Regions from separate parts of the Homo sapiens genome. Here region 2 is linked to region 1. Evidence: read pairs that join two places in POLR2A ChIA-PET (ENCODE). Cell type or tissue: PC-9. All regions are shown on one strand. Each heading gives the region's core, and the rest is flanking DNA. Links, peaks and the distances in the headings are about the cores only. Region 1 has its middle 36 kb from the start of TPST1. Region 2 has its middle 35 kb from the start of LINC03011.

What was found. ChIA-PET counts read pairs that join two places held together with the same protein. Peaks named below come from ENCODE experiments on the same cell type or tissue, not always from the same donor. Only the 100,000 strongest peaks of a DNase experiment are listed, where the experiment ranks them.
Region 2: POLR2A ChIA-PET joins it to region 1 with 8 read pairs; 3 of 35 experiments call an interaction of 5 or more read pairs at or near these places.

What each region holds. Positions count from the first base shown.
Region 1 is chr7:66,162,022-66,177,080 of GRCh38, reverse strand. No RefSeq gene overlaps it. Among named protein-coding and RNA genes, the nearest start is that of TPST1, 36 kb to the left of the region's middle. In PC-9, for the core only: no CTCF peak of the experiment used is centred there; a DNase peak (open chromatin) is centred at 7,280.
Region 2 is chr7:66,521,063-66,536,121 of GRCh38, reverse strand. It overlaps the pseudogene LOC100420547 and the pseudogene RABGEF1P1. Among named protein-coding and RNA genes, the nearest start is that of LINC03011, 35 kb to the right of the region's middle. RefSeq lists an enhancer at 4,852-5,716. In PC-9, for the core only: no CTCF peak of the experiment used is centred there; no DNase peak of the experiment used is centred there.

The DNA.
Region 1 (15,059 bases), core at 5,746-8,245:
TTGGAAGGCTGGTTCTCTCATCATTTCAGTTTTGCAACGTGGTCTGGGCACTGTTCCTGGGAGCCCAGGGCCCTAGTGGTTCTGAGAGTTCCCCAGTGCCTGATAATAAATGCTTTTTCGGCTGGGTGTGGTGGCTCATGCCTGTAATCACAGCACTTTGGGAGGCTGAGGCAGGAGAAGTGCTTGAGGCCAGGAGTTTGAGACCAGCCTGGGCAACATAGCGAGATCCTCTTTCTACAAAAAATGGAAGAGAATAGGTGGGTGTGGTGGTGTGTGCCTATAGTCACAGCTACTCTGGAGGCGGAAGCAGCAGGATGGCTTGAGCCCAGGAGTCTGAGGCTGCCATGGGCTATGATTGCACCACTGCATGCCAGCCAGCCTAGGTGGTAGAGACCCTGTCTCAAATAAATAAATACCTGTAATCCCAGCACTTTGGGAGGCCAAGGTGGGCAGATCACCTGAGCTAAGGAATTCGAGACCACCCTGGGCAACATGGTGAAACCCCGTCTCTACTAAAATACAAAAAATTAGCCAGGCATTGTGGCAGGTGCCTGTAATCCCTGCCTACTTGGGAGGCTGAGGCAGGAGAATCACTTGAGCCCCGGAGGCAGAGGTTGCAGTGAGCCAAGATCACACCATGGCACTCCAGCTTGGGCTACCGAGTGAGACTCCATCTCAAATAAATAAATAAATAAATAAATTTTTTTTGAAAAGTGCCTTTTCTGTGCTAACTAGAGTATGTGCTGATGTTTGTAACTAGGAAACTTAACTGATACAGGAGGCAAAACTAAGTTAGGGAAGAAAGGTATAATCCAGAATAAATTGTAGGTATTATCTAGACTGACTTTAGGCCAGGTGCAGTGGCTCACAACTGTAATCCCAGCACTGGGGAGGCCAAAACGGGCAGATAACTTGAACCCAGGAGTTTGAGACCAGCCTGGGCAACATGGCGAGACCCCCATCTCTACAAAAAATACAAAAATTGGCCGGGCACGGTGGTTCACGCCTGTAATCCCAGCACTTTGGGAGGCTGAGGCGGGTGGATCACAAGGTCAGGAGATCGAGACCATCCTGGCTAACATGGTGAAACCCCGTCTCTACTAAAAATGCAAAAAATTAGCTGGGTGTGGTGGTGGGCGCCTGTAGTCCCAGCTACTCGGGAGGCTGAGGCAGGAGAATGGCGTGAACCCGGGAGACGGAGCTTGCAGTGAGCCAGGATTGCGCCACTGCACTCCAGCCTGGGTGACAGAACGAGACTCTGTCTCAAAAAAAAAAAAAGAAAAGAAAAAAATACAAAAATTAGCTGGGTGTGGTGGCAAACGCCGTTAGTCCCAGCTACTCGGGAAGCTGAGGGGGAAGGATTATTTGAGCCTAGGAAGCAGAGGTTTCAGTGAGCCGTGATTGCACCACTGCACTCCAGCCTGGGCAAGAGTAAGACCCTGTCTCAAAAAAGTGAAATAAAATGAAGTGCGATCCACGTGGGTCAGCAGCACCTGGGGGCTTGTTAGAACCACTTAATGTCAATATCACTCCAGTCCTGCTGAATCCACATTCGCTTTTTTTTTTTTTTTTTTTTTGAGACGGAGTCTTGCTCTGTCACCAGGCTGGAGTGCAGTGGCGTGCTATCAGCTCACTGCAACCTCTGCCTCTCAGGTTCAAGCAGTTCCCCTGCCTCAGCCTCCCAAGTAGCTGGGATTACAGGCACGTGCCACCACGCCCGGCTAATTTTTTGTATTTTAGTAGAGACGGGTTTTCACCATGTTGGCCAAGATGGTCTCAATCTCCTGACCTCGTGATCCACCCGCCTAGGCCTCCCAAAGTGCTGGGATTACAGCTGTGAGCCAGTGTGCCCGGCCCACATGCGCATTTTAATGAGATATCCAGGGAATTTGTTAACACAGATCAAGAAGCAGTCACTGCAGTGACTGCCAGCCCCAGCTGCACTTTGAAACCATTTGGGGACCATTTAAGAAAATATTGATGTCCATTTACATCCTCCATGACATCAGTTGATTCAGGTAAGAATCATCAGTGGAGACCAAAACCACAGGGCAAAAGGATGTGGGAGAGCAGGTTATTCCTACAACTCAAAGCTTTTCCCCATGGACCACTTATTGATTACAAAGAGGGAAAAATTACCTGTACAACAGATAACTCTGGCAGACACCACATAATAAGTGACAAGCTTAGCACAAATAGTGGGACAACGTGACAAGATGAACCTCCCACTGTGATGCCACGAGAAGATCACAACGTCATCCGTCTCACAACGAGAGAGAATTTCTGCCCAAAATGATGAACTTGAATCTAGTAATGACAGGGAAAAAAACAGACAAATCCAAATTGAGAGATAATCTGTAAAACAGATGCCTGGACTCTTGAAAAATGTCAGTTTCTTTTTTCTTTTTTTTTTTTGAGACTGATTCTTGCTCTGTCACCCAGGCTAGAGTGCAGGGACGCAATCTCGGCTCACTGCAACCTCTGCCTCCCGGGTTCAAGCGATTCTCCTGCCTCAGCCTCCCGAGTAGCTGGGGTTGCAGGCATGGGCCACTATGCCTGGCTAATTTTATATTTTTAGTAGAGATGGGGTTTCACCATGTTGGCCAGGCTGGTCTCGAACTCCTGACCTCAAGTGATCTGCCCGCCTTGGCCTCCTGAAGTGCTGGAATTACAGGCTTGAGCCACTGAGCCTGGCCCAAAAATGTCAGTTTCATGAGAATCAAAAAAGACTGGGTGCCCGTGCCATGATGTGTGCCTGTGTCTTAGCTACTCAGGGGGTTGATGTGGGAGAATCGCTTGAGCCCAGGAGTAAAAGTCCAGCCTAGACAACATAGCAAGACCCCATCTCTATATAACAAAATAAATAAAATAAAATAAATAATATTAAAATTTTTTTTTGAGACAGCGTCTCACTCTGTTGCCCAAGCTGGAGCTGGAGTGCAGTGGTATGGTCACAGCTCTCTGCAGCATCAAACTACTATGTTCAAGTAATCTTCCTCGCTCAGCTTCCCGTAGCTGAAACCACAGGCATGAGCCACCATGCCCAGCATTTTTTTGTTGTTGTTGTTTACTTAGTATTACTTTTTTGTCAAGACAAAGCCTCACTGTTTTGCCCAGGCTGGTCTTGAACTCCTCGCCTCAGCCTCCCAAAACACTGGGATTACAGGCGAGAGCCACTGCTTCTGGATAAAAATTATTTTTAAAAAAGACTAGGCAACTGCTCTAGATTAAAGGCAGCTGACTCGACAGTGAGACCCTGTCTCTACAAAAAATACAAAAATTAGCTGGGCATGGTGGTGCATGCCTGCAGTCCCAGCTACTTGGGAGGCTAAGGAGGCAGGATCACTTGAGCCTGGGAGGCAGAGGATGCAGTGAGCTATGATTGCACCACAGCACTCCAGCCTGGGCAACAGGGTGAGACTCTGTCTCAAAAAAAAAATTGAAATAAAATTAAAAAGTGTGATCTAGATTAAAGGCAACTTACTCAACTTTATGCATTATGTGATGTTTACGTAGTGCACTGGGGGAAAAGGCTCTGAAGGACATTTTCAGAACAATTTTGGAGAAATTTGAATAGTAGTTAATATAATTATATTCATGGTCAATGCTCTGGGTGTGGTTAACTGTGATGTGGTTTATGTAGGAGAATACACCTGCTCTTAGAGTTACATGCTTGTATGAATCTGTTCTCATGCTGCTAATAAAGACATACCTGAGACTGGGTAATTTATAAAAGAAAGAGGTTTAATGGACTCACAGTTCCACATGGCTGGGGAGACCTCACAATCATGGCAGAAGGCAAAGGAGGAGCAAAGGCCCATCTTACATGGTGGTAGCCAAGAGAGTGTGTGCAGGGAACTCCCCTTTATAAAACCATCAGATCTCATGAGACTTACTCACTCGCAGGAGAATGGCATGGGAAAAACCCACCCCCGTGATTCAATTATCTCCACCTGGCCCCGCCCTTGACATGTGGGGATTATTACAATTCGGGACGAGATTTGGGTAGGGACACAGCCAAACCATATCATTGCCAAAGTATATAAGGACAAGTGTCATATCTATAATTTATTTTAAATGGTTTAGAAAAAAAAAAGATCCAAAGAGAGAGAGAAAATAAAGGTGGCAGTATGCCAAATGCTAATTTGGCTGATGAAGGATCAGCAGATGTTTTCTGTAAAGAGCCATATTGTAAATTATTTAGGCTTTGCAGCCTATAAAGTCTCTGCCAAAATACTCCACGTTGCTGTTTTAGCATGAAAGCAGCCATAAACAATATATAGACCAATAAGCATGGGCCGGGCATGATGGTGACCCATGCCTGTAATCCCAGCACTTTGGCGGGCCAAGACAGGAGGACTGCTTGAGCCCAGGAGTTGGAGAACAGCCCTGGCAACATAGCAAGATCCCGTCACTACAAAAAAAATTTTTAAAGTAGCTGGGCATGGTGGTGCACACCTGTAGTTCCAGCTACTTGGGAGGCTGAGATGAGAGGATTGCTTGAGCCCAGGAGTTCAAGGCTGCAGTGAGCTGTGTTGGCACCACTGCACTCCAGCCTGGGCAACAGAGCAAGACCCTGTCTCAAAACAAACAAAAAAGCATTACTATGTTTCAATAAAACTTGATTTATGAACAATGAAATTTGAATTTAATTTTTTTTTTAGATGGATTCTCTCTGTCGCCCAGGCTGGAGTGCAGTGGCACGATCTTGGCTCACTGTAACTTCTGCCTCCCAGGTTCAAGCAATTCTCCCGCCTCAGCCTCCCGAGTAGCTGGGATTACAGGCACGTGCCACCATGCCCAGTGAACTTTTTTATTTTTGAGAGAGACTGGGTTTCACCATGTTGGTCAGGCTGGTCTCAAACTCCTAACATCAAGTGATCTGCCCACCTCAGCCTCCCAAAGTGCTGGGACTACAGGCGTGAGCCTCTGTGTCCAAAGTTTTGATTTCTTATCATTTTTATGTGTCTTGACATATTTTCTTCTGTTAATTCCTGCATCCATAAGTGTGAATTTTATTTCACTAAGATTAGTAAACAGCCATTTCAAAACTTGGCTCTCTGAAAGTATATACACCAAAATGTTATCAATGATGACTCCTTCAGGATCAGGAGGGAGATGAAGAGGAATTTTATGTGTTTTTTTTGTTTTTGTTTTCCTGAGATAAGGCCTCACTCTGTCACCCAGGCTAGAGTGCATTGGTGCAATCACAGCTCACTGCAGCCTCAACCTCCAGGGTTCAAGTGATCCTCCCAGCTCAGCCTCCCATATAGCTGAGAATACCGGCATGCATCACTATGCAATGCTTTTCTAAAAATTATTTTTTGTAGAGATGGGGTCTCACTATGTTGCTCAGGCTGGTCTCCAACTCCTGGGCTCAAGTGATCCTCCCACCTCAGCCTCCCAAAGTGCTGGGATTATAGGCATGAGCTGCCACGCCCTGCCAGAACTTCATGTTTTATTTTATATACATCCGTATTGTTTAAATGTTCACAAGAATGCATAGGTTGGGCGCAGTGGTTCAGGCCTGTAATCCCAACACTTTGGGAGGCCGATGGGGGTGGATTGCTTTGAGCTCAGGAGTTCGAGACCTGCCTGGGCAACAGGGCAAAACTCCATCTCTACAAAGAATACAAAAATTAGCTGGGCATGGTGGTGCAAATCTGTGGTCCCAGCTACTTGGGAGGCTGAGGTGGGGGGATCACTTGAGCCTGGGAGGTGGAGGTTGCAGTAAGCCGAGATCACACCACTGCACTCCAGCCTGGGCAACAGAGTGAGACCCCATCCCCCAAAATAAATGAATGAAGGAATGTTCACAAGAGAGCTTTGGTTTGAGGAGGTGGTGTATTTTTTGTTTTCTTTTCATTAAGCTGCTTCTTAGTCAGTTTTTGCTGCAGTAACAAACAACCCCAACATTCCAGTGGCTTACAACATACATTTGTTCCTCATATTACATGAGGGCTGAGGGTGGGCCAGAGGGTGAGCAAGCCTCCAGCATCAGAGATCTGCAAATACATGCTCAGGCTCTGCTGCCCTGGTCCTATGTGATCCTGGCTCACCGGGGCTTGTTCTTGGCTCCAATCCTGACTGCAGTCCCCTCCTGTGACCTCGCCTGCATCGGTGACTTCCGCATCTCCCAGCATTCAGACCTTGGCTGTCCTCTGGTTTCCCTGGCTCAGCGCACCCTGCCCTGGCCCTGACTCCTTGGTGTCCCTATGACTCAAGACTCTGGCTCCCTGCCCCCAGGACCCCACCCTGCCCATGTTCTGGCCCTTCCAGCTAAGGCCCCACAAGGGGGAAAAAGAGAGCATTTAACCCAGAACCCACCAGGTTCCTGGGACTCTCTGCCCCTGCCCTGTGCAAGGACAACATGGGTCTTCCGGTTCTACGAACACAGCCACTGACCCAGCCGTGCACGCAGGACACGGCAGACATGTAATTAATGACCCACGAAGCTTCTAACAGAGGCTCATTCTGAGTAGCTAGTACTCTAGGGGGAGTGAAGGGAAGATTGACTCTTGGCTGCAAGCCATACCCAGCATGTCACAGCCCCCAGCCCTAAAGTCTACTTGCTCCATCCTCCTCCTTGGTCAGGGGTATTTGGGAACCACGGGGAAGGAGCTTTAGAAACAGGATTGCTCAATAGATCTGATGCTTGGGCGTTTCGAGTTCCCAGCAAACACTTGCTTCCCAAGCCCAAGCACGTGATCTCTAGCTCTGGAGCAGACAGGTCTAGGTCGACTTGCATCTTTTTTTTTTTTTTTTTTTTGGAGACAGAGTCTCACCCTGTCGCCCAGGCTGGAGTGCAGTGGCGCGATCTTGGGTCACTGCAACCTCCTCCTCCCAGGTTCAAGGGATTCTCTTGCCTCAGCCTCCTGAGTATCTGGGACTACAGGCGTGCATCACCATGCCCAACCAATTTTTGTAATTTTTGGTAGAGACAGGGTTTTGCCGTGTTGGCCAGGCTGGTCTCAAACTCCTGACCTCAGTTGATCCCCGACTTCAGCCTCCCAAAGTGCTGGGATTACAGGCGTGAGCCTCCGCGCCTGGCCCTGAAAAATTTTTTTGTAGAGATGGGGACTCACTTTGTTGGCTAGCCTGGTCTCAAACTCCTGGACTCAAGCGATCCTCCTGCCTCAGCCACCCAAAGTGCTGTGATTACAGGTGTGAGCCACTGCACCCAGCTGTCTGCCTCCGCCTCCAGTACTTGCTCCCTGGGAGTGCCTGGGCCATTTTTTCACTCTGCACCTTTGGTTTCCTCCTCTATGACATAGGGATAAGGCATGCAGAGCCCTTAGTGCAGCACCTGGAATGTGGTTGGTGTTGAAAACTAGTAGCTATTGGTTGAGGCAAGAATCATCACTAGAATATAAGAGTAGTGAGTAAAAATGTGGTAAGAGAATATTTCTCTCAAATATCTCCCCATAAATTGCTTGTTAATTAAAAATGGGGGCAGGGTGCAGTGGCTCACACCTGTAATCCCAACACTTTGGGAGGCCGAGGTGGGAGGATCACTTGAGGCCAGGGGTTCGAGACCAGCCCAGGCAACATAGTGTAATCCCAGCACTTTGGGAGGCTGAGGCAGGCGGATCACCTGAGGTCAGGAGTTCGAGACCAGCTTGGCCAACATGGCGAAACCCCGTCTCTACTAAAAATACAAAAATTAGTCGGGCGTGGTGGTGCATGCCTATAATCCCAGCTATTTGGGAGGCTGAGGCAGGAGAATTGCTTGAACCCACAAGGCGAAGAAGGTTGCAGTGAGCCGAGATAATGCCACTGCACTCCAGCCTGGGCAACAAGAGTGTAACTCTGTCTCAAAAAAAAAGCTGGGAGTGATGGTGCACACCTGTAGTCCCAGCTACCTGGGAGGGAAGATCGCTTGAGCCCAGGAGGTCGAGGCTGCAGTGAGCTATGACGGCACCACTGCACTTCAGCCTGGGTGACACAGTGAGATCCTGTCTCACAAAGATTAAAAAAGGGGAGGGAGAACTAATCAAAGAACACCATCAGAGGAGTAAAAATACAACCCTCAGATTGGAAGTAAATATTTGCAATTCACATATATGATAAAGATTGATATCCAGAATACATTAAGAATTCCTGTGACTAAAAAACACAACAAAACATCAATTTAAAAATCGCCAGGCATGGTGGCTCACACTTGTAATCCCAGCAATTTGGGAGGCCAAGGCAGGTGAATCACCTGAGGTCAGGAGTTCGAGGCCAGCCTGGCCAACATGTTGAAAACCCCATCTCTACTAAAAATACAAAAAATTAGCTGGGCATGGTGGCGGGCGCCTGTAATCCAAGCTACTCGGGAGGCTGAGGCAAGAGAATCACTTGAACCCAGGAGGCGGAGGTTTCAGTGAGCTGAGATCTTGCCATTGCACTCCAGCCTGGGAGACAACAGCGAAACTCCATCTGCCCCCACCAAAAAAAAAAAAAGGCAAGGGTGGGGGCACATGTTCTCGGGATCTCCTGAGGGCTGTGTCTTGGGTCATGGTCACTAAAAAATTAAATTAAATTAAAAATTTTAAAAAAGGCAAGGGACTTGAGTAGGCATTTCTCCAAAGAAGATATATATATATATATATAGATATAGATACAGATTGAAATGTACATGAAAAGATATTCAGTATCATGAATCATTAGGGAAATGCAGATCAAAACCACAATGACATCCCCTTTCACACCCATTTGGATGGCTGATATGAAAAACAAATTTAAAAAAGAAAATGAAAAATAACAAGGGTTGGCAAGAATGTGGAGAAATGGGAACCACATTGTGCATTGCTGGTAGGAATATAAAATGGTACAGCTGCTATGTAAACAGTTTGGCAGTTCCTCAAAAAGATAAACACACAATTACTAAGCAATTCAGTCATTCCACTCGTAGATACATACTCAGATCAGAAAGCAGGGATTCAGATACTTGCATGCCAGTGTCCATAGCAGCATTATTTGTAATAGCTAAAAGTTGGAAACAAGCCAAATGTGCATCAGCAGACGAATGGATAAACAAAATGCAGGATACACATACAATGGACTCTTATTCAGCCTTAAAAAAGCATGAAATTGGCCGGGCACAGTGGCTTACACTTGTAACCCCAATACTTTGGGTGGCCGAGGCAGGTGGATCGCTTGAGGCCAGGAGTTCCAGACCAGCCTGGACAACATGGCAAAACCCCGTCTCTACTAAAAATACAATAAATTAGCCAGGCGTGGTGGCACATGCCTGTAGTCCCAGCTACTCAGGAGGCTGAAGTGGGAGGATCAACTGAGCCAGGGAAGTCAAGGCTGCTGTGAGCTGTAATGGCAGCACTGCACTCCAGCCTGGGCAGCAAGAATAAGTCCCAGTCTCAAAAAAAGAGAAGCCAATTCATTACCTTGAAAATAGGCAAAAAATGGGAAAGAATCAAACATTCATCTTGCCTGCCCTATACAAACTATATCTTGCAGCGTAAGTCACAAAAACACACTATGTCCCTCATAAGGAAGGATCACAATACCACCTATAGTGTTGCCAAAGGGATCAAGTGTGAATCTGACTGAGCTTATGGATCCAGCTGCTAAAATGAAGGAAAAACATAAGACAATTAACAAGTTGAACTGTGCAATAAGTAAGCCATCAGCAAAATCCAGGACTATGTGAAATTCTACAGGTCAAACTTCTTGGGCTCTTCATCATGAAACTGTAAGAATAAAAAGGGGGCCGGGCGCGGTGGCTCACACCTGTAATCCCAGCACTTTGGGAGGCCGAGGCGGGCGGATCACGAGGTCAGGAGATCGAGACCATCCTGGCTAACACGGTGAAACCCTGTCTCTACTAAAAATACAAAAAAATTAGCCGGGCGTGGTGGCGGGCGCCTGTAGTCCCAGCTACTCAGGAGGCTGAGGCAGGAGAATGGTGTGAACCCGGGAGGCGGAGCTTGTGGTGAGCAGAGATCTTGCCACTGCACTCCAGCCTGGGCGACAGAGTGAGACTCCATCTCAAAAAAAAAAAAAAAAAAAGAATAAAAAGGGATAAGGCTGAGGCAGAGGGATTGCTTGAGGCCAGGGGTTCAAGACCAGCCTGGGCAACATAGCAAGATCCTGTCTCTACAAAAAAATAGTAAAATAAAATAAAGTAAAAAGAAACGAATCGAGGGTGATCCTCTAGAAAGAGTCTTTTTTTTTTTTTTTTTTTTTTTGAGACAGAGTCTTGCTCTGTTGCCTAGGCTGGAGGGCAATGGCCCGATCTGGGCTCACTGCAACCTCCACCTCCCAGGTTCAAGTGATTCTCCCACCTCAGCCTCCTGAGTAGCTGGGATTACAGGCACTTGCCCAGCTAATTTTTGTATTTTTGTAGAGACGGGGTTTCACCATGTTGGCCAGGCTGGTCTCGAACTCCTGACCTCAAGTGATCCGCCTGCCTCAGCCTCCCAGAGTTCTGGGATTACAGGCATAAGCCACCGCGCCCAGCCAGAGTCTTAAAAGACATGTTAAAGTGGACAAAAGTGCAAGAGAAAACTATCATGGTAAGGAATAGTAATAAAACTGTAAAAAAAAAACCCCCAAAGAAATGGTTTCTGCGAAGTCAGGATTGTGGGTGCTTTAAGCAGGAGAAAGGTCATTGTATTTGAGACAGGACAAAAGGGAGGTTTCCGTAGTGGCTGTAAAAGAGTTCTTTCATTTTTTCTTTTTTGGAGATACAGTCATGCTCTGTTGCCCAGGCTGGAATGCAGTGGCGCCATCATAGCTCACTGCAGCCTCAAACTCCTGGGCTCAAGCGATCCTCCCACCTCAGCCTCCCAAGTAGCTGGAACTACAGCTGCATGCCACCATACCCAGCTAATTGTTGGGATTTTTTTTTTTTTTTTTTTTTTTGTAGAGGCAGTGTCTTGCTATGTTGCTCAGGCTGGTCTCAAATTCCTGGCCTCAAACAATCCTCCCATCTCAGCCTCCCAAAGTGCTGGGATTCTAGGTATAGGCCACCACAGCCAGTCTACTTCTTGTCCTTGAGTGGTAGTTACAATTATAAGCTCTCCTTAAAATTCATAAAACTATGATTTATAATTAACACATTTTATTTATAATTCTCTCCTTAGGTCGGGTGCAGGGGCTCATGCCTGCAATCCTAACACTGACACAGGAACCCAGGAGTTCAAGGATGCAAATGAGCTATGATCGTGCCACTGCACTCCAGCTGGAGGCGACAGAGTGAGACCCTATCTCTAAAAAATAATAATAATGATGATAATAACATAGTAATAATAATAGTTCTCTCCTTTTGTCCGTGGTTTTTTTGTTTGTGTTTTGTTTTTTTGAGATGGAGTCTTGCTCTGTTGCCCAGGCTGGAGTGTGGTAGGGGTATCTCGGCTCACTGCAACCTCCACCTCCCGGGTTCAAGCAATTATCCTGCCTCAGCCTCCCAAGTAGCTGGGATTACAGGTGCCTGCAACAACTCCCAGCTAATTTTTTTTTTTTTTTTTTGAGACGGAGTCTCGCTCTGTCACCCAGGCTGGAGTGCAGTGGTGCGATCTCGGCTCACTGCAAGCTCCACCTCCTGGGTTCACGCCTTTCTCCTGCCTCAGCCTCCCGAGTACAGGCGCCCGCCACCATACCCGGCTAATTTTTTGTATTTTTAGTAGAGATGGGGTTTCACCATGTTAGCCAGGATGGTCTCAATCTCCTGACCTCGTGATCCACCTGCCTCGGCCTCCCAAAGTGCTGGGATTACAGGCGTGAGCCACTGCACCTGGCCAATTTTTGTATTTTTAGTAGAGACAGGGTTTTGCCATGTTTGCCAGGCTGGTCTCGAACTCCTGACCTCAGGTGGTCTGCCTGCCTCAGCCTCCCAAAGTGCTGGGATTACAATTGTTAGCCACCACAGCTCGGCCAGTTCACATGTTTTGTGTTTTTATTTATTTATTTATTTGTTTGTTTTTGATTTTTTTTGTATCTGTGTCTTATCATACAATTAAAAAATTAAAGATTATTTCAAAACCAAATCCTCTAATTTTTTTCCCAGGAAGTCCTTCATGGACATAAAACTGAAGTAAGTGGATTGGATAGAACTGGAATCAAAAGTGACTCCTGGATTTACATAACAGAGCAAGGCAAGAATCACAAAAACATCACAAGGCCATGTATAGCTTATAACAAGTTTGTTTTACAAACTCCTCCAATGTATTGCAAGGATAGAGTACTTTGTAAGATGGTCAGGAATGGCTTTCCAGAAAAAGCAGGGCAGGAGCCAAAGCTTTTTTGTTGTTGTTGTTGTTGTTGTTGAGATGGAGCCTCAATCTGTCATCCAGGCTGGAGTGCAGTGGCACAATCTCAGCTCACTGCAACCTCTGCCTCCCAGGTTCAAGCGATTCTCCTGCCTTAGCCCCCTGAGTAGCTGGGATTACAGGCACCTGTCCAGCTAATTTTTATATTTTTGTAGAGACGGGGTTTCACCATGTTGCTCAGCCTGGCCTCGAACTCCTGATTTCAAGTGATCCACCTGCCTCCACCACCCAAAGTGCTGGGATTACAGATGTGAGCCACCGCGCCAGGCCAGGAGCCAAATCTTGAGTTAGGATTTGGATACTTGAAACAGGCATGCTGTATAAGCAGATGGAACTGAATACACAAAAGCACAGAGAAGGGAAAACACAAAATATCTTCGCACAATGTTCTTTCCTCCACTGGTTAACTTCTACTTATCCTTCGTGTCCAAACATTACTTGCTCAAAGAACTTTTCCTGTGTCTCCCAGAAAAGGTCAGGTTCTTAGCGCACTCTCCTTTGTAACTCTTACCACAGTTGTAATTCAGTGGTGAATTGTGATCTTGGTCATTTAGCATCTCCTCTCCCAGAAGGCAGGGGACCTGGTTGTCTGAGTCATATCATGTCTCCACTGCCTAGTCCTAACTAAGCCTTGCACTGCGTAGTCCTAAACCTTGCGTCATAGACACTCAATAAAAATTGATGAAAATTTACGTGCGAACCCATTCAGCTGGAATAGAAGGTTCTGCAAGATAATTTTTTTTCTTAAGACAGAGTCTCACTCTGTCATTCAGGGTGGGTTGCAGCAGTACAGTCACGGCTTACTGCAGCCTGGACCTCCCGGGCTCAAACCATTCTCCCACCTGAGCCTCCTGAGTAGCTGGTACTACAGATGTGTGCCACCATGCCAGATAATTAAATTTTTTTTGTATGTGTGTGACGGAATCACGCTTTGTTGCCCAGGCTGGAGTGCAATGGCACAATCTTGGCTCACTGCAACCTCCACCTCCCGGTTCAAGCGATTCTCCTGCCTCAGCCTCCCCGAGTAGCTGGGACTACAGGTGTGCACCACCATGCATGGCTACTTTTTGTATTTTTAGTAGAGATGGGGTTTTGCCAGGTTGGCCAGGCTGGTCTTGAACTCCTGACTTCAGGTGATCCACCCGTCTCAGCCTCCCAAAGTGCTGGGATTACAGGCGCAAGTCACTGCGCCTGGCCTAAAAAAATTTTTTATAGAGATGGGGAATCACTTTGTTGCCTAACCTGGCAACAAATTGCTGACCTCAAGTGATCCTCCGGCCTCAGGCACCAAAAGTGCTGGGATTACAGGCAAGAGCCACTGCACTCAGCCACAAGAGATTTAAAGTTGGAAATATTATTGGAAGCCAAATGGTGAATGACCTAGAATGTTAAGAGTTAAATGCTTAGTTTATTTTTTTCTCTTTCTCAACATGAAAAATGTATTGTCTCACAGTCCAAAGGCTAGAGGTAATGACAGGGTTGATTCCTTTTTTTTTTTTTTTGACACAGGGTCTCACTCTGTCACCCAGGCTAAAGTGTTAAAGTGTAGTGGTGCAATCTTGGCTCACTGCAACCTCCACCTCCTGGGCTCAACCTCCTGGGCTCATCCTCAGCCTCCTGAGTAGCTGGGACTACAGGTGCACACCACCATGCACAGCTAAGTTTTGGATTTTTTTTAGAGATGGGGTTTTGCCACGTTGCCCAGGCTGATCTCAAACTCTTGCGTTCAGGTCACCTGCCCGCCTAGCCTCCCAAAGTGCTGGGGTCACAGGTGGGAGCCAGGTTTGTTCCTTCTGAGAGCTCTGTTCCAGACCCCTCTCCTTGGTTTATAGTTGGCTGTCTTCTCACGTGTCTCTTCACATCATCTCTCTACGTGTGTCTCTGTGTCCAAATTTCCCCTTTTTATAAGGACAACAGTCATATTGGACTGGGGCTCACCCAAATGACCTCATTTCAACTTGATTACCAGTGTCAAAAAACCTAGTCTCCAAATAAGGTCACATCTGAGATGCTAAGGGTGAGGTTTCCAACCTATCTGTTTTGCTGATGCATGGTGCAGTGGCTCATGCCTGTAATCCCAGCACTTTGGGAAGCCAAGGTGGGAGGATCCCTTGAGGCCTGGAGTTCGAGACCAGCATGGTCAACATGGCAAAATCCATCTCTACTAAAAATACAAAAATTAGCCGGGCATGGTGGTGCACACCTGTAGTCTCAGCTATCGGGAGGCTGAGGCACAAGAATTGCTTGAACCTGGGAATTGGAGGTTGCAGTGTGCCAAGATCACACCACTACATTCCAGTCTGGGCAACAGAGTGAGACCCTGTCTCAGAAAAAAAAAAAAAAAAAGCAGAGATATCTAAATTGTCTTTGTATTTCACATGCCTTGAACCATTTTTATTTAATTTTTTTTTGAGACGAAGTCTCGTTCTTGTTGTCCAGGCTGGAGTGCAGTGGCACAGTCTTGGCTCACCACAACCTCCGCTTCCTGGGTTCAAGCAATTCTCGTGCCTCAGCCTCCTCAGTAGCTGGGACTGCAGGCACCCGCCACCAGGCCTGGCTAATTTTTGTATTTTTAGTAGAGACAGGGTTTCGCCATGTTGGCCAGGCTGGTCTCAAACTCCTGACTTCAGGTGATCCACCCACCTCAGTCTCCCAAAGTGCTAGGATTACAGGCGTGAGCCATCATGCCTGGTCTAATTTTTTTTTTTTTAATTTTTGAGACAGGGTCTCTCTCTGTTGCCTAGGCTGGAGTGCAGTGGTGCGAACACAGCTGACCGCAGTCTTGAC
Region 2 (15,059 bases), core at 5,751-8,250, 360 kb before region 1:
TTTTGCGAAGGGGGAAAAAAAAGACAACCAAGCTCACTGAATCACAGCCATGCTATGTACACAATTTTAAACCAACTGGCTGGGGTGATGCCTGGGCTGGCTCTGTGGCTCTCTCCTGGGGCAAAGTGCAAGAGCCTTGGCCAGCCTTGGCCTCTCCCTGCCTAGTTAGAGGTCTTTAGCTCAGACTGACGATCTCGTATTGGTAATTACGACCATTCACAGCAGGGAGACGCAGCCAGCGAAGGGCAAGGGCGGTTTAGAGGGGAGAGACTGCGATCTGTAGCAGAAGCGTGGGATAATAGCCTTCCTCTCCCCTCCTGAACCATTTCACAGAGCCCCAACTCACTGCCAGGCCGGGGCAGAGTTCATGGCTGCAGCGATTGCACCACTGCTTTCCAGCCTGGGTGACAGAGTGAGACTCAGTCTTGAAAAAATAAAAAAGGTACATTCAGGTTCAGCATTTAACTGCTTGTAGGGCCTGTGCACAGGTTTAGCAGGAATTCCTTCAGCTCCATTTCATGGATGAGGTAACTGAGGCCTGGAGAGAGGAGGGCCAAGCTGCAGTGGGGCAGAGACCTGTGCCCGTGGCAGAGACCTGTGCCCAGGCCAATGATCATGAGTCTGTGTTGCTTCTGCCATCAGACCTGGCTGAGCCTGGACACTGCGTGCAGGAGGGGCCCTTAAGCCTTGACCCATTTTACAAAGGGAACTGTCTTTTTTTTCTTGAGATGGAGTCTCGCTCTGTCGCTTAGGGTGGAGTGCAGCGGCATGATCTGGGCTCACTGCAATCTCCACCTCCCAGGTTCCAGCAATTCTCTTGCCTTAGCCCCTCGAGTAGCTGAGACTACAGGCACAAGCCACCACACTCAGCTAATTTTTGTATTTTTAGTAGAGACGGGGTTTCACCATGTTGGCTGGGCTGGTCTCGAACTCCTGACCTCAGTTGATCTGCCCGCCTCGGCCTCCCAAAGTGCTAGGATTACAGGTGTGAGCCACTGTGCCCGGCCCAAAGGGAACTGTCTTAAAGTGGGATTGTTGAAGTACTCTCTGTGTCCCCAAGACCCCTCCTTCTGAACCCCTCTAGGGCCTAGACATGCCAGAGCCATCAAACCCCCAAATCCAAAACTCCAGTGTGGGTGGGAAGGAGGCTGCTGGAATGGGGGAATCTCCACTTCTCTTCCTCTGCATTTTATTTTATTTTTTTTCAGATGGACTCTCACTGTTGCCCAGGCTGGAGTGCAGTGGCACTATCTCAGTTCACTGCAACCTCTGCCTCCCGGGTTCAAGTGGTTCTCCTGCCTCAGCCTCCCGAGTAGCTGGGATTACAGGCGTGCACCACCATGCCTGGCTAATTTTTCTATTTTTAGTAGAGATGGGTTTTCACCATGTTGCCCAGGCTGGTCTTGAACTCCTGGGTTCAAGCAATCCACCCACCTCGGCCTCCCAAAGTGTTGGGATTATAGGCGTGAACCACTGCACCCGGCCTTCTTCCTCTGCTTTTCAAAAATTATGTTTTTAGAGATGTAGACTCATTTTGTCACCCATGGAGTGGTGCGATCCTAGCTCACTGAAGCCTTGACCTCATCCTCCTGCCTCAGTCTCCTGAGTATGTGGGCCTACCGGTGCACACCACCACGTCTGGCTAATTCTAAAATTTTTGTAGAGACAGGATCTTGCTACATTGCCCAGGTTGATCTCAAACTCCTGGCCTCAAGCAGTCCTTCCCCCTCGGCCTCCCAAAGTGTTGGGATTACAGGCGTAAGCCACCAGGCTGGGCCTTAAACTTTTTAATGGATCTATGCTTCTCTTCCGTTGCTTTTTTTTTTTTTTTTTTTTTTCTGAGACAGGATCTCGCTCTGTTGCCCAGGCTGGAGTGCAGTGGCATGATCTCAGCTCACTGCGACCTCTGCCTCCTGAGTAGCAAGCGTGCCACCATGCCTGGCTAATTTTTTTGTGTTTTTAGTAGAGATGGGGTCTTGCCATGTTGCCCAGGCCGGTCTCAAATTCCTGAGCTCAAGGGATCCTCCGGTTGCGGCCTCCCACAGTGCTGGGTTTACAGGCATGAGCCGTCACGCCCGGCTATAAGTGTTAATTGCATTCTTAGTAACAGCAAAACAATGGAAGCAGCCCAATCCCCAAGGAGAGGAGAGTGAGGAATTGCATCATGGTAAAATTCCACTCAATGGAAGATTATAGAGCCATGAGAACTAAGAGGCTACAGCTACACACTTTGACATTATGTCAACCAGAGCTAAGTGGTAAACAGCAAGACCCAGATTCTATTCAGTAACATGCCTTTGTTATAAAAGTAAAATTATAGGCTGGGCGCGGTGGCTCACGCCTGTAATCCCAGCATTTTGGGAGGCCGAGGCAGGTGGATCATGAGTTCAGGAGATGGAGACCATCCTGGCTAACACGGTGAAACCCTGTCTTTACTAAAAATACAAAAAATAAGCTGGGCATGGTGGCAGGCGCCTATAGTCCCAGCTGCTTGGGAGGCTGAGGCCAGAGAATCACTTGAACCCCGGAGGTGGAGGTTGCAGTGAGCTGAGATCACACAACTTCAGCCTGGGTGACAGAGCGAGACTCCATCTCAAAAAAAAAAAAAAAAGTAAAATTATAAGCAAAATGAAATAATTTTTGTTTAGGCAAACATACACAGTAAAATAATTAAAAAAAATTAACCTGTGAGCCTGGTGTGGTGGCTCACGCCTGTAATCTTACCACTTTGGGAGGCCAAGGCAGGAGGATCACTTGAGGACAGGAGTTGGAGACGAGCCTTGAGCAACATATAGAGACTCTGTCTACAAAAAATTTAAGAGTAGCTGGTGCAGTGGCACCTGGCTGTAGTCCCAGCTACTCGGGAGGCTGATGCGGGAGGATTGCTTGAACCTAGGAGTTGGAGGCTACAGTGAGCTATGTGATAGTGTCACTGCACTCCAGCCTATCTCTACAAAAATAAAAAATAAAATATGAGCTGGACATGGTAGCACGTGTGCTTGTAGTCCTAGCCACTCGAGGGGCTAAGGTGGTAGGATGGCTTGAGCCTAGAAGGTCCAGGCTGCAGTAAACTATGACTGTGCCACTGCATTCCAGCCTGGGCAAGAGGGAGACTGTCTTTAAAAAAAAATTTAAAAAATCAACCAGTGAAAAATGATTATATCATGAATGAGAACAGGCACAGAAGACGTTTTTGGAAATTTGAATAAAGACCATATATTAGATGACAGGGAATTACTCAGTTTTATAAGTGTGATGATACTATTGTGAGTATGTAAGATAATAGTGTTTTTCTTAGGAGATGTGCATTGAAATATTTAGGCATGAAGAGTCAAGATGTTTGCAACTTCAAATGGAGAAAAAGAAATTATTTGTGTGTGTGTATGTATGTGTGCGTGTGTGTGAGAGACAGAGATAGAGCAGGGAAAATGGCAATATGCTAAGAATTACTGAACCCAGCTGGGCGCGGTGGCTCACACCTGTAATCCCAGCACTTTGGGAGGCCGAGGCAGGTGGATCGCTTGAGGCCAGGAGTTCACGACCAGCCTGGCCAACATGGCGAAACCCCGTCTCTACTAAAAATACAAAAAATTAGGTGGGCGAGGTGGTGCGCGCCTGTAGTCACAGCTACTCAGGAGGCTGAGGCAGGATAATCGCTTGAACTCAGTAGGCAGAGCTTGCAGTGAGCTGAGATCGTGCCACTGCACTCCAGCCTAGGCAACAGAGCAAGACTCCGTCTCAGAAAAAAAAAAAAAAATGCCCGACCCCTCATGGGCACTTGGTGACTCAGAGAACCTGAGCTCTTCTGTGCCAGGCACTGCTCTTTGATCTTTGCATGGATTCATTTAATCCTTAAAACGGGGCGGTGCTCAGTGGCTCACGCCTGTAATCCCAGCACTTTGGAAGGCCAAGGTGGGCAGATCACTTGAGGTCAGGAGTTCGAGACCAGCCTGGGCAACATGGTGAAACCCCGTCTCTACTACAAATACAAAATTAGCCAGGCATGGTGCCACGTGTCTGTAATCCCAGCTACTCAGGAAGCTGAGGCAGGAGAATTGCTTGAACCTGGGAGGCAGAGGTTGCAGTGAGCCGAGATCGCGCCACTGCACTCCAGCCTGAAGGACACAGCAAGACTCTGTCTCAAAAAAAAAAAAAAAAAAAAAAAAAGACAAGGAAACATTTTCCCCTAGAGCCTCCAGAAGGACCCAGCCCTGCTGACACCCTTTTTTTTTTTTTTTTTTTTGACACAGAATAACCTCCATCTCCTGGGTCCCAGCGATTCTCCTGCCTCAGCCTCTTCCTATTTCACAAGTAGGGAAACTGAAGCCCAGGTAGGCAAGCCTGACTTGCTGGAGTCACACAGGAAGTTGGCAGCTCTGCTCCATCCCTGGGATCTGGAGCCCCTGCTCTGGGGAAGGAGAGGTGGGGCGCTGCCTTCCCAGAGTCCCCTCAAGCTGGCAGGGACGGCTGTACCCCCAGGGTCAGAGGAGAACTAAAAGGAGCGGAAGCTGGCCTGGGTCCAGGGAGAGACCTCGTGTTTGCCCAAAAGGGAGCTGGAGAGGGGCAGCTGGGCCCATATGCAGGGAGGAGCTGCAGGGAGCTGGTGGCGGGGCAGCAAAGAGAAGTGGATTTGGTGGGTAGAGGGGCCCCTCCTTGGTTCTAGTCCTCCCCGCAGCCCCTTGCAAACAGGCGGGGCTCTCCTGTCCTTCTTGTCTCCTGCAGCAAGCCCTACATGAAGAGGCCTCTTTGGTGAGTGGCAGCTCAACCTCTGCTAAATGCCTCCAGTGATGGGGAGTTCACTACCTTCCAAAGTTTTTAAAAGATGTTAACCACTGCTATTCAAGAACAATTCTAGAATTTTTTTTTTTTTGAAAGACAAGGTCTCATTCTGTCTCGCAGGCCAGAGTGCAGTGGTGTGATCATAGCTCACTGCAGCTTTGACTTCCTGGGCTCAAGCAATCCTCCCTCCTCAGCCTCCTGAGTACCTGAGACTACAGATGTGCACCACCACACTGGCTCATTGTTTTCATTTTTTGTAGAGACAGGATCTCACTATGTTGCCCAGGCTGGTCTCCTGGCTTCAAGCAATCCTCCTGCCTTGGCCTCCCAAAGTGCTGGGATTACAGGCGTGAGCCACTGCATCTGGCCTTTTTTTTTTGGAGATAGAGTCTCGCTCTGTCGCCCAGGGTGGAGTGCAGTGGCGTGATCTCGGCTCATTGCAACCTCCGCCTTCCGGGTTCACACCATTCTCCTGCCTCAGCCTCCCGAGTAGCTGGGATTACAGGCATCTGCCAACCATGCCTGGCTAATTTTTGTATTTTTTGGTGGAGACAGGGTCTCACCATGTTGGCTAGGCTGGTTTCGAACTCCCGACCTCAGGTGATCTACCCGCCTCAGCCTCCCAAAGTCCTGGGATTACAGGCTGAGCCACCGCGACCGGCCCTGCTGTTGCTTCTGAGGTTTGAAAACCGCTGCCTCAATGCTCCTGATTCAGCTCTTCTTACCCAAAGGTTCCCCCACCTCATCTACTCTGTTCCTGCACAGTCGCCCTTTTCTCTGATGCCCCGGGCAGGTTTCTCTCTGCCAGCTCCACGCTTCTGGAGTCCCCCATCCGTCTTGGGGCCCAGCTGCCCACTGTCTGGGTTCAGACCTTCTCAACACTCCCTGGCTTCTCTGCCCTAGTTTTGCCTTCTCCAATCCACTCTTGGTGGGTGGAAGTACGGTTACCATGGTAACTTGAAGACAACGCAAATCTGATTGTATCATTACAATGACTGGGAAAACCTCCAGTGCCACAAAATAAAGCTCAAGTCACTAGCTTTGCAGTCCAGGCCCTTTACCATTCCGGCAGCATTTCTGGGGGCTATTCTCCTTCCCCCCACTGCACAACCCCGCCTGGCCACCCCAGGCTCAGGCTGCAGAACAGCGTAGACCAGGGAGTGGCTTTGGGGTCATGCTAACTACCTGGTTTTTGTCTCTTTCAGGCTGTTTGCTCAGTTGCAAAATGGGAAGGACAACAGCACCCGCCTCACAGGCTAAGAGGCTGTGTGTGAAAAGCCCGCAGCACAGGATCTGGCACGCGTGGACGTGCGGGATGGGAGGAGGGGATTTCCCAGCTCCTCATCTCTGCAGGGACTGGCCTTGGCCTAGGGAACACTAGCTGTCCAGGGAGGGGGAGCTTTCCCTGAGCCCCCCGATGTGTGGCAGGCAGAGGAGAGCAAGCTACTTCTGGGAGGGGAGTTGTGGGGAAGGGCAAGTTAGTCTTTACTGAGGGTGGCAGTGAGCTGGCACTTTGGTCTCACCTCGGCTGCAGAAACCCACCCTGCTCCCGTCTTATTTCCTGGGGATTTCAGCTGTGTGCAGGCACAGATGCATCTCCCAAGTGCCTCATGCTTGCCTTGATCTCCTCTCCTTCCTCTGGCCAGTCCTGAACCTCTTGGTGATCCACGGCGGCACCTCTGTGTCCTACATCCTTCTCTGGCCATCTCCTTCCCTCCTTCCAGCCCTCCCTCTAGGACCCTGACCCCAACCATCCTTCATCCCCATGGGGACATTCAGTCCACTGACTCATCACCCTCCCCTGTCCCTCTGTGAGAGAAGGAGCAGGCAGAGAGGATCTTGCAAGAGCCTTCAGCAACTCTCTTCCACCCATCCTGTTGCTTGCTGCTTTTTTTTTTTTTTTTTCCAAAAAAATAGAGATGGGGTCTTGCTATGTGGCTGGTCTCAAACTCCTGGGCTCAAGTGATCCTCCTGCCTCGGCCTCCCAAAGTGCTGGATTACAGGCGTGAGCCACCACACCCGGCTCCGTTCCCTTTCTAAGCAGGGTGCTCCTTTTCTTGCCATTTCCCCCATCCTCCTTCCTCTCCCACAGCTCACTTCCCTCTCTACTGAATCTGCTGAAGATCATGCAGCTGCTGTTCCTGCCTCTAAAACCCTCTCTTGGCTGGGTGTGGTGGGTGACATATGTAATCCCAGCACTTTGGGAGGCTGAGGCAGGAGAATCACTTGAACCCGGGAGGCGGAGGTTGCAGTGAGCCGAGATTGCGCCACTGCACTCCAGCCTAGGTGATAGAGCAAGACTCTGTCCCCTCCCTCCACCAAAAAAATAAAGCCCTCTCTGCATCCATTCCACTCTCCACTCTTGCTCATTCTCTCCTGCCCTCTAAAAGGTGATCTGTCTTTGGCAGATTCAATCACTTGCCTTTCTCATTCTCTCCTGAGCCCACTATTCCACTCTGGTCCCCACCACTTCCCCCAAAACTGCTTTGAACCATCGCACTGCAACCTGTTGCTTAGCCCCTCCATCTAGTCTCAGGCGTTAGGACTGACTGCCCAGCAGAGGCTGGTGCAACCAATCACCTCCTTTAGTAAGTTTCTCCCTGGGCTTCACCTCTTCACCTGTGGGCTTTCCACCTGTCTCTCTCTTTTTTTTTTAAGACAGTCTCCTCTGTTGCCAGGCTGGAATGCCGTGGCGCAATCTCAGCTCACTGCAACCTCTACCTCCTGGGTTCAAGCGATTCTCCTGCCTCAGGCTCCCAAGTAGCTGGGATTACAGGTGCCCGCCACCACACCGGGCTAATTTTTGTATTTTTAGTAGAGTCGGGGTTTCACCATGTTGCCCAGGCTGGTCTCGAACTCCTGACCTTACGTGATCCACCCGCCTCAGCCTCCCAAAGTGCTGGGATTACAGGCGTGAGCCACCGCACCTGGCAGTCTCCCTAATTTAATTCAGTGCCACTGCGGGCAGGTGGGGTGTGGCCTGGTTGGGCAGTATAGAGCTACCAGCTACCAATGGTGTTCAGCCCTCAGGGTCGAGCGTGGGTTGTCTCAGCCCCTTGCAGGCAGGGCTGGAGTTCCTTCTGGTGCGAGTTGGGGGACCCAGCTCCCCCATCCCTCTGCAACCCCAGGCCCCCCACCAGGTCCCCTCTGGTTCAGCCTGGTGCCTTCCAGCACCCCTGGCCCCCAGAAATCCCTGGTCCACAGCTCCCTTGACCTGAGGCCTGAAATTGACCCACTGCCCCCTGAGGCTTGGTCCAAGTCCAAGTATGCCTTCCTCTCCAGCCAGATGCCTGCCTGCCACTCAGCATGTCAGAGCAGGCAGGGCCTCTAGATTTTAATGGGGAAACTGAGGCACTGAGGGCAGATGTGATGTCCCCAGTTGGGAAAACATTAAAGACATTCTGGGCTTCTCTCTCTTTTTTTTAGAGACAAGATCTCACTCTGTCATGCACGCTGGAATCATGGCTCATTGCAGCCTCCAACTCCTAGGCTCAAGGGATCCTTCCACCTCAGCCTCCCGAGTAGCTGGGAGTACAGGTGTTCGTCCCCACCATGTCTGGCTAATTTAAAAAAATGTCTTTGCAGGATGGGATCTTGCTATGTTTCCCAGGCTGGTCTCAAACTCCTGGGCTCAAGTGATTTTCCCATCTTGGCCTCCCAAAATACTGGGATTATACGTATAAGCCACCACGTCTGGCCTGAGTCATCTCTTTTGACCCAGAACAAAACCAGTCCAGGAGTGGCTGTACTCCCCAGGAGTGTACACTGGGGAGGCCCACAGCTCCGGGGTGCAGTGGGGCTCTTGCAATTTAATGACTGATTCATCTTCAAAAAAGCACAATCTCAGCCAGGCGTGGTGGCTCATGCCTGTAATCCCAGCACTTTGGGAGGTTGAGGCGGGCTGATCACCTGAGGTCAGAAGTTTGAGATCAGCCTGGCCAACAGGGTGAAACCCTGTCTCTACTAAAAATACAAAAATTAGCCAGGTGTCGTGGTGCACACCCGTAATTCCAGCTACTTGGGAGGCTGAGGCAGACGAATCACTTGAACTCGGGAGGTGGAGATCGCAGTGAGCCAAGATCGTGCCATTGCACTCCAGCCTGGGCAACAAGAAGCGAAACTCCATCTTAAAACAAACAAAACAAAACAAAAACAAAAAAGCATAATCTCTTTCAGAATTTTTACCTTCTTGGTGTGGTTCTGTTAGGAAAGGCTTCCATGGGAACCTTCAATAAGTGACCTAAAAAAAAATCTCAGAGCAATTCCTTTTTTTTTTTTTTTTTTTTTCAGACAGCATCATGCTCTGTCACCCAGGCTGGAGTGCAGTTGCACAATCTCAGCTCACTGCAACCTCCACCTCCTGGGCTCAAGCCTTCCTCCTGCTTTGGCCTCCTGAGTAGCTGAGACTACAGGTGCATGCCACCGTGCCCGGCTAATTTTTAAATTTTTTGTAGAAACGGGGTCTTGTTATGTTGCCCAGGCTGACCTCAAACTCTTGGCCTCAAGCGATCCTCCTACCTTGTCCTCCCAAAGTGCTGGGATTACAGGGGTGAACCACTGTTCCTGGTTTAGAGCCATTCTTTTTTTTTTTTTTTTTTTTTTTGCTTTGTGGTTTTGAGACGGAGTTTCACTCTTGTTGCCCAGGCTGGAGTGCAACGGCATGATCTCGGCTCACTGCAACCTCCGACTTCCAGTTTCAAGCGATTCTCCTGCCTCAGCCTCCCGAGTAGCTGGGATTACAGGCATCCGCCATCATGCCCAGCTAATTTTTTTGTATTTTTAGTAGAGACGGGGTTTCACCATGTTGGGCAGGCCGGTCTCGAACTCCTGATCTCGTGATCTGCCCGCCTCGGCCTCCCAAAGTGCTGGGATTATAGGCATGAGCTACCACGTCCGGCCCTAGAGCCATTCTTAACAGGGTTTGTCTCCCTGGAAACTTCCCGAAGCCTCACCCTCCCAGGAATTCCCTGCTAAGTGCCACAGTCATCTCTTCACCACTCGGTTTCCACTCTCCCATCCTTGCACCGAGATCCCACTGTTAGGCCTTTTTCAAGCACGGACCTTCTCATGCTCAGTCTCTCTGTGGTGTGGAAGTGTCTACTGGGTGGGCCTCACAGAAGGTTCCAGGCCCTGGTACAAGCCCAAGGGAAATGATGATCCAAAATGGACTCCGATAAAGTTTCTGCCACTCTGCATTGGGGGCTTTTGGTAGGAGTCCAGTTCAATTTTATAAAAATAAAAATACATGTCTCGCACTTCTGAGTTTGCAGACTCAGGTCCATTCTGTATTTGCAAACGAGGACAAAAAGAAAGGTGGCTGGGTGCGGTGGCTCACGCCCACCTGTAATCCCAGCACTTTGGGAGGTCAAGATGGGTGGATCACTTGAGGCTGGCCAGGAGTTGGAGACCAGCCTGGCCAGGAGTTGGAGACCAGCCTGGCCAACCAGCCTGGCCTTTCACCATGTTAGGGTGCCTAAAAATACAAAAATTAGCTGGATGCTGTGGCACACGCCTATAATCCCAAATACTCAGGAGGCTGAGGCAGGAGAATCATTTAAACTTGGGAGGTGGAGGTTGCAGTGAGCTGAGATCATGCCATTGCACTCTAGCCTGGACAATAAGAGCTAAACTCCATCTCAAAAAAAAAAAAAAAAAAGGCAATTGGGGGAAAACAGTCCTTCCAGCTCACCTAGCACTGCCCATCTTTTTCCATATTCAGATCACATGGCGAGGCAGGTATGCTTGTCCATCTTGGCGGTAAGGAAGCGAAGGCTCAGATTCCCATGGCTAGTCAGGCAGGTACAGGGACTTGAACAAGATGGCACTTTCCCATGGCCCACATGCTGCCTAAGACCCTGAAGGCTGACTCCTGGACACTGTCCCCAGCCATCTGCCTCTCTGCAACTATCTGCCACCCCTCCACCTGCCCTGGGACAACTGCCTCCAGATGAAGGAGCCTGCTATTGCCTCTGCCTCCCCCAGCAGACCCCAGCTTCCACTCCGATTCGCCTCAGAACTGCTGGTGCTGGCCCAGGCCAGGCTTTGGGCACTGTGTGAGGGAGGGGTTTGAGAAAAGCCCATTCTGGTGCAGGAATAGCACTCAAAGACTTCTGGTGAACCCTCCGAGACTCCCAGGAGCCTGGACATGTTCCCAGCCCAGCATGACTAGTGGCATGAGTAAGTGTGGATACCTGGTGGATACCTGGCTTGGGTGCCAACGCCTGGAAAGGGGCTGGCAGGTCCATCCCTGAGGGCTGGGGCCACGGCCACCTGCTAGCCCTGGGACACAGAGTATTAATACATCACTCACACTGAGCCTCAGTTTCCCCCTCTGTAAGGTGAGCTCTAGCATCTACCTCCTAGGTGTGAAGACTAAATGAGATGCCTCCTCTGTCTGCACTCCGCTGTAACCCTAGTTCCTAGAATACCACCTTGCCCCAGCAGGATCTCCCGAAATATGTGTGAAAGGCACCTGCATAAAGCACCCAGTGCAGGGCCAGAAACCCAGTGACCTCTCAGCCGGGTGTCCACTGGAGGCACACTGACTGCATTGTGCTGCTGCAGTTTCCACTGTCTCCACCTTTCCAACATCATCTGACCACTCTGCCCCTCTGAGAGCTCTGGAAACACACTTATGGCATCCAGTGACCCCTCAACCCCTGCCGTTCCCCCGCCAAACACAACCCACCCTCCTCTCTGCCTCTCAAAGTCCCATCTTCCCCTGAGGCCCAAGCAGGGCCTTCCTTCAGGCAACCTTCTCCAACTACCCCTCACCCTCCTGATCCCCCTTTTGGGGGCTCCTGTGGCCTGTTGGCAGCTGCCACAACAGTGTACCCTAAGTACTTTTTTTTTTGAGACAGAGTCTCACCCTGTCGCCCAGGCTGGAGTGCAGTGGTGCTATCTCGGCTCACTGCAACCTCTGTCTCCCGGGTTCAAGTGATTCTCCTGACTCAGCCTGCCAAGTAGCTGGGATTACAGCTGCGTACCACCATGCCTGGCTAATTTTTGGATTTTAAGTAGACACGGGGTTTTACCATGTTGGTCAGGCTGGTCTTGAACTCCTGACCTCAAGTGATCCTCCTACCTTGGCCTCCCAAAGTGCTGGGATTACAGGTGTGAGCCACCATGCCTGGCCCACCCTGAAGGCTCTGGCCAGCCCTTAGTGCTCACCATGTGGCATGTCGCCCTGCAGGGACAGCCCCTGCAAATCTGGGTTTGGGAGGCCAGAACACAGCCCTTGGTGGACATGGAGGTGGATGGGTGGCTTAAAAAGGGTCAGGAGGCCGGGCAAGGTGGCTCATGCCTGTCATCCCAGCATTTTGGGAGGCCGAGGCAGGAGGATCACTTGATGCCAGGAGTTTGAGACCAGCCTAGCCAACATGGTGGAACCCCATCTCTACTAGAAATACAAAAATTAGCCAAGCATGGTGGCATGTGCTTATAATCCCAGCTACTCGGGAGGCTGAGGCAGGAGAATCGCTTGAACCTGGGAGGTGGAGGTTGCAGTGAGCGGAGATCGTGCCACTGCATTCCAGCCTGGGCAACAAAGTGAGACTTGGTCTCTCTCGCTCTGTCTATATATATATAATGTAAAAAAAAGGGTCAGGAGAGGCACTGCGCTGTTTAAGGCGGGGTAGACACCCCCCACATCTTACCACCACGCTTGTGGTTCCCATGCAGACACCCCTCCTTCTGTGGTTAGGAACCCACTCGCCTCCAACCTCATCTATTCACTGAGGTCAACCACACCCCCTTTATCAGGAGGAGGGGGTGCACTGACCCGGCCTGGCCCCTCCCTCCTGAACCCAGACTGGGTAAAACTTAGAAGTCACTGGCACCACCACTCCTTTCTCTGCCCCAGGATGTGGGGCCACATTCAAGCTTAGCCTTCCTCCATCTATCTGGGGCAGGTGCCCAGGTGAGGTGGCTAAACAGAAGGGCAGGAGCCCAGGCTGGGCATGGTGGCTCACGCCTGTAATCCCAACACTTTGGGAGGCCGAGGTGGGTGGATCACTTGAGGTCAGGAGTTTGAGACCAGCCTGGCCAACATGGTGAAACCCTGTCTCTACTAAAAATACAAAAAATAGCCAGGCATGGTGGCAGTTGCGTGTAATCTCCCTGTCATCAGGAGGCTGAGGCAGGAGAATCACTTGAACCCAGGAGGTGGAGGTCGCAGTGAACTGAGATCACACCACTGCACTCCAGCCTGGGTGACAGAAAAGGACTCTGCCTCATAAAAAAAAAAAGAAAGAAAGAAAGGCAGGGGCCTGGCTTCTGTTCCCAGACCCCAGAACTTGTGCCCCACAGCAGGCTTAGCTCCAGCCCCCAGCACCATGACCTGGCCCTATTCCCAGTGACCCCTCCACAGCCAGTGCCTCTTACCAGGCTTTCGGATGAGTCCTTGGAAAGGCCTAGAAGAGAAACAGAGGCAGGGGTGTCAGGGGGAAGGGCCTGGGGATGAGGAAGACACCCCTGGGATGCAGTGGCCTCAGTCTCCCCTGGGAGCACCCCAGATCTACGGCAGCAGAATCTGCATTTTAATAAGCTGCCCTGGGGCTCTGTGTGCGTGGGACACTGACACCATGTGGCAGGGTGCTGGCATTGGCAGTGCCACTCTGCAGGATGCAGACCTGGGCCTTGGGTAGGCTCTGCCCTGGCTGGCCCCAAGACCTTGGGCAAATCCCTCTGATGGGGGCTAAAGGCATTTCCTGGGGGCTGGGGGTACAGTGAGCAGGTGTTGCTGAACAGGTTGAAGATGCCCTCGAAGGCTGCCCTTGCCATGGTGGGGTGACCAGTCCCACTTCTGAAGGACACCTTGCACTCAGGCTGGCCTGCAGTCCCTTTCTGGCCACCCCCAGGACCCAGGATGGTGCCAGGAGAGCCACCTTGTCCAGTGGGGAGGGCACGACCTAGGGAAAGGCTAAGGATTCGCAGGTGTAAGCCCCCATCTGAGCTAGTCCTGCCTCTTCACCCTCACCCTTCCCCCTGAGTACCTGGTGACTGTGAACGTGATCTTGTTGGCCATGGCAAGAATCCTCTCCAGGTTCTGGGAGCCGAAGGGCTTTCGGAACAGGATTCCTGGTGGCAGCTCCTCGATGATCATGGAGCCGGGGTTACTCTTGATCCACTTGTAGGGGACCTGAACCGGGTACTTGATGCCCAAGGCTTCCCCTGTGGGTGAGAGGCAGGGTCCTGCCCGTCAGGAGTGAGAGGCAGCGTGGGGTGTGTGTACATGGGATTGCGGGGGTGTGATGGAAAGACATGCGTGCAGGAGAGTGAATGGTACGAGAAAGCTCTTATGTAGCATTGTGGAAAGGTATAGGCATTACAATCTAAGCTATTTGATCAGAACATTAAAAAAAGGCCAGCATGGTGGCTCATGCCCGTAATCCCAGCATGTTGGGAGGCCAAGGCAGGAGGATCACTTAAGTCTAAGATTTCGAGATCAGCCTGGGCAACATAGCAAGATCCTGTCTCTACTACAGATTTCTAAAAAACAGCTGGACATGGTGATGCATGCCTGTAGTTCCAGCCACTTAGGAGGCTGAGGCAGGAGGATTGCTTGAGCCCAGGAGTTTGAGGCTGTAGTGAACCATGATCACGCCACTGTACTCCAGCATGTGTGACAGAGTGAGACCCTGTCTCAAAAAAAAAGAAAAGAAAGAAAAAGCCACACCAATATGCTCCCATGTCGTATGCTCCTTTTTTTTTTTTTTTTTTTTTTTTTGAGACAGATTTTCGCTTTTGTTGCCCAGGCTGGAGTGGAATGGCACGATCTCAGCTCACTGCAACCTCTGCCTGCCAGGCTCAAGCGATTCTCCTGCCTTAGCCTCCTGTGTAGCTGGGACCACAGGTGTGCACCACTGCACCTGGCTAATTTCTTTTTTGTATTTTCGGTAGAGATGGGGTTTCACCATGTTGCCCAGGCTGGCCTTGAACTCCTGAGCTCAAGCCTCCAAAAGTGCTGGGATTACAGGCATGAGCCACCGAGCCGGGCCCCTGTCTATTAAATTCTGTGTGTAGTTGTTGAAAGTGTGTCTCACCTCATTGGTCTGCAAGGCTCATGAGTACAGGGACTGTGTCTGTTTTATTCACAGCAATATCCCCAGTGCCTGAGACAGTGCCTGGCACATAGTAAATGCTCAAGAAATACATGTAAAGGGGTGAATCGTTTCCCCAGAAATCCCCTCGGCTGGAACTGGGAAACCTGCCACTTCTCTGTCCACAGCAGCTACATGTCCCTCCCCAGGGGTTCTGCGCTGCTTACCATATGTCTTATT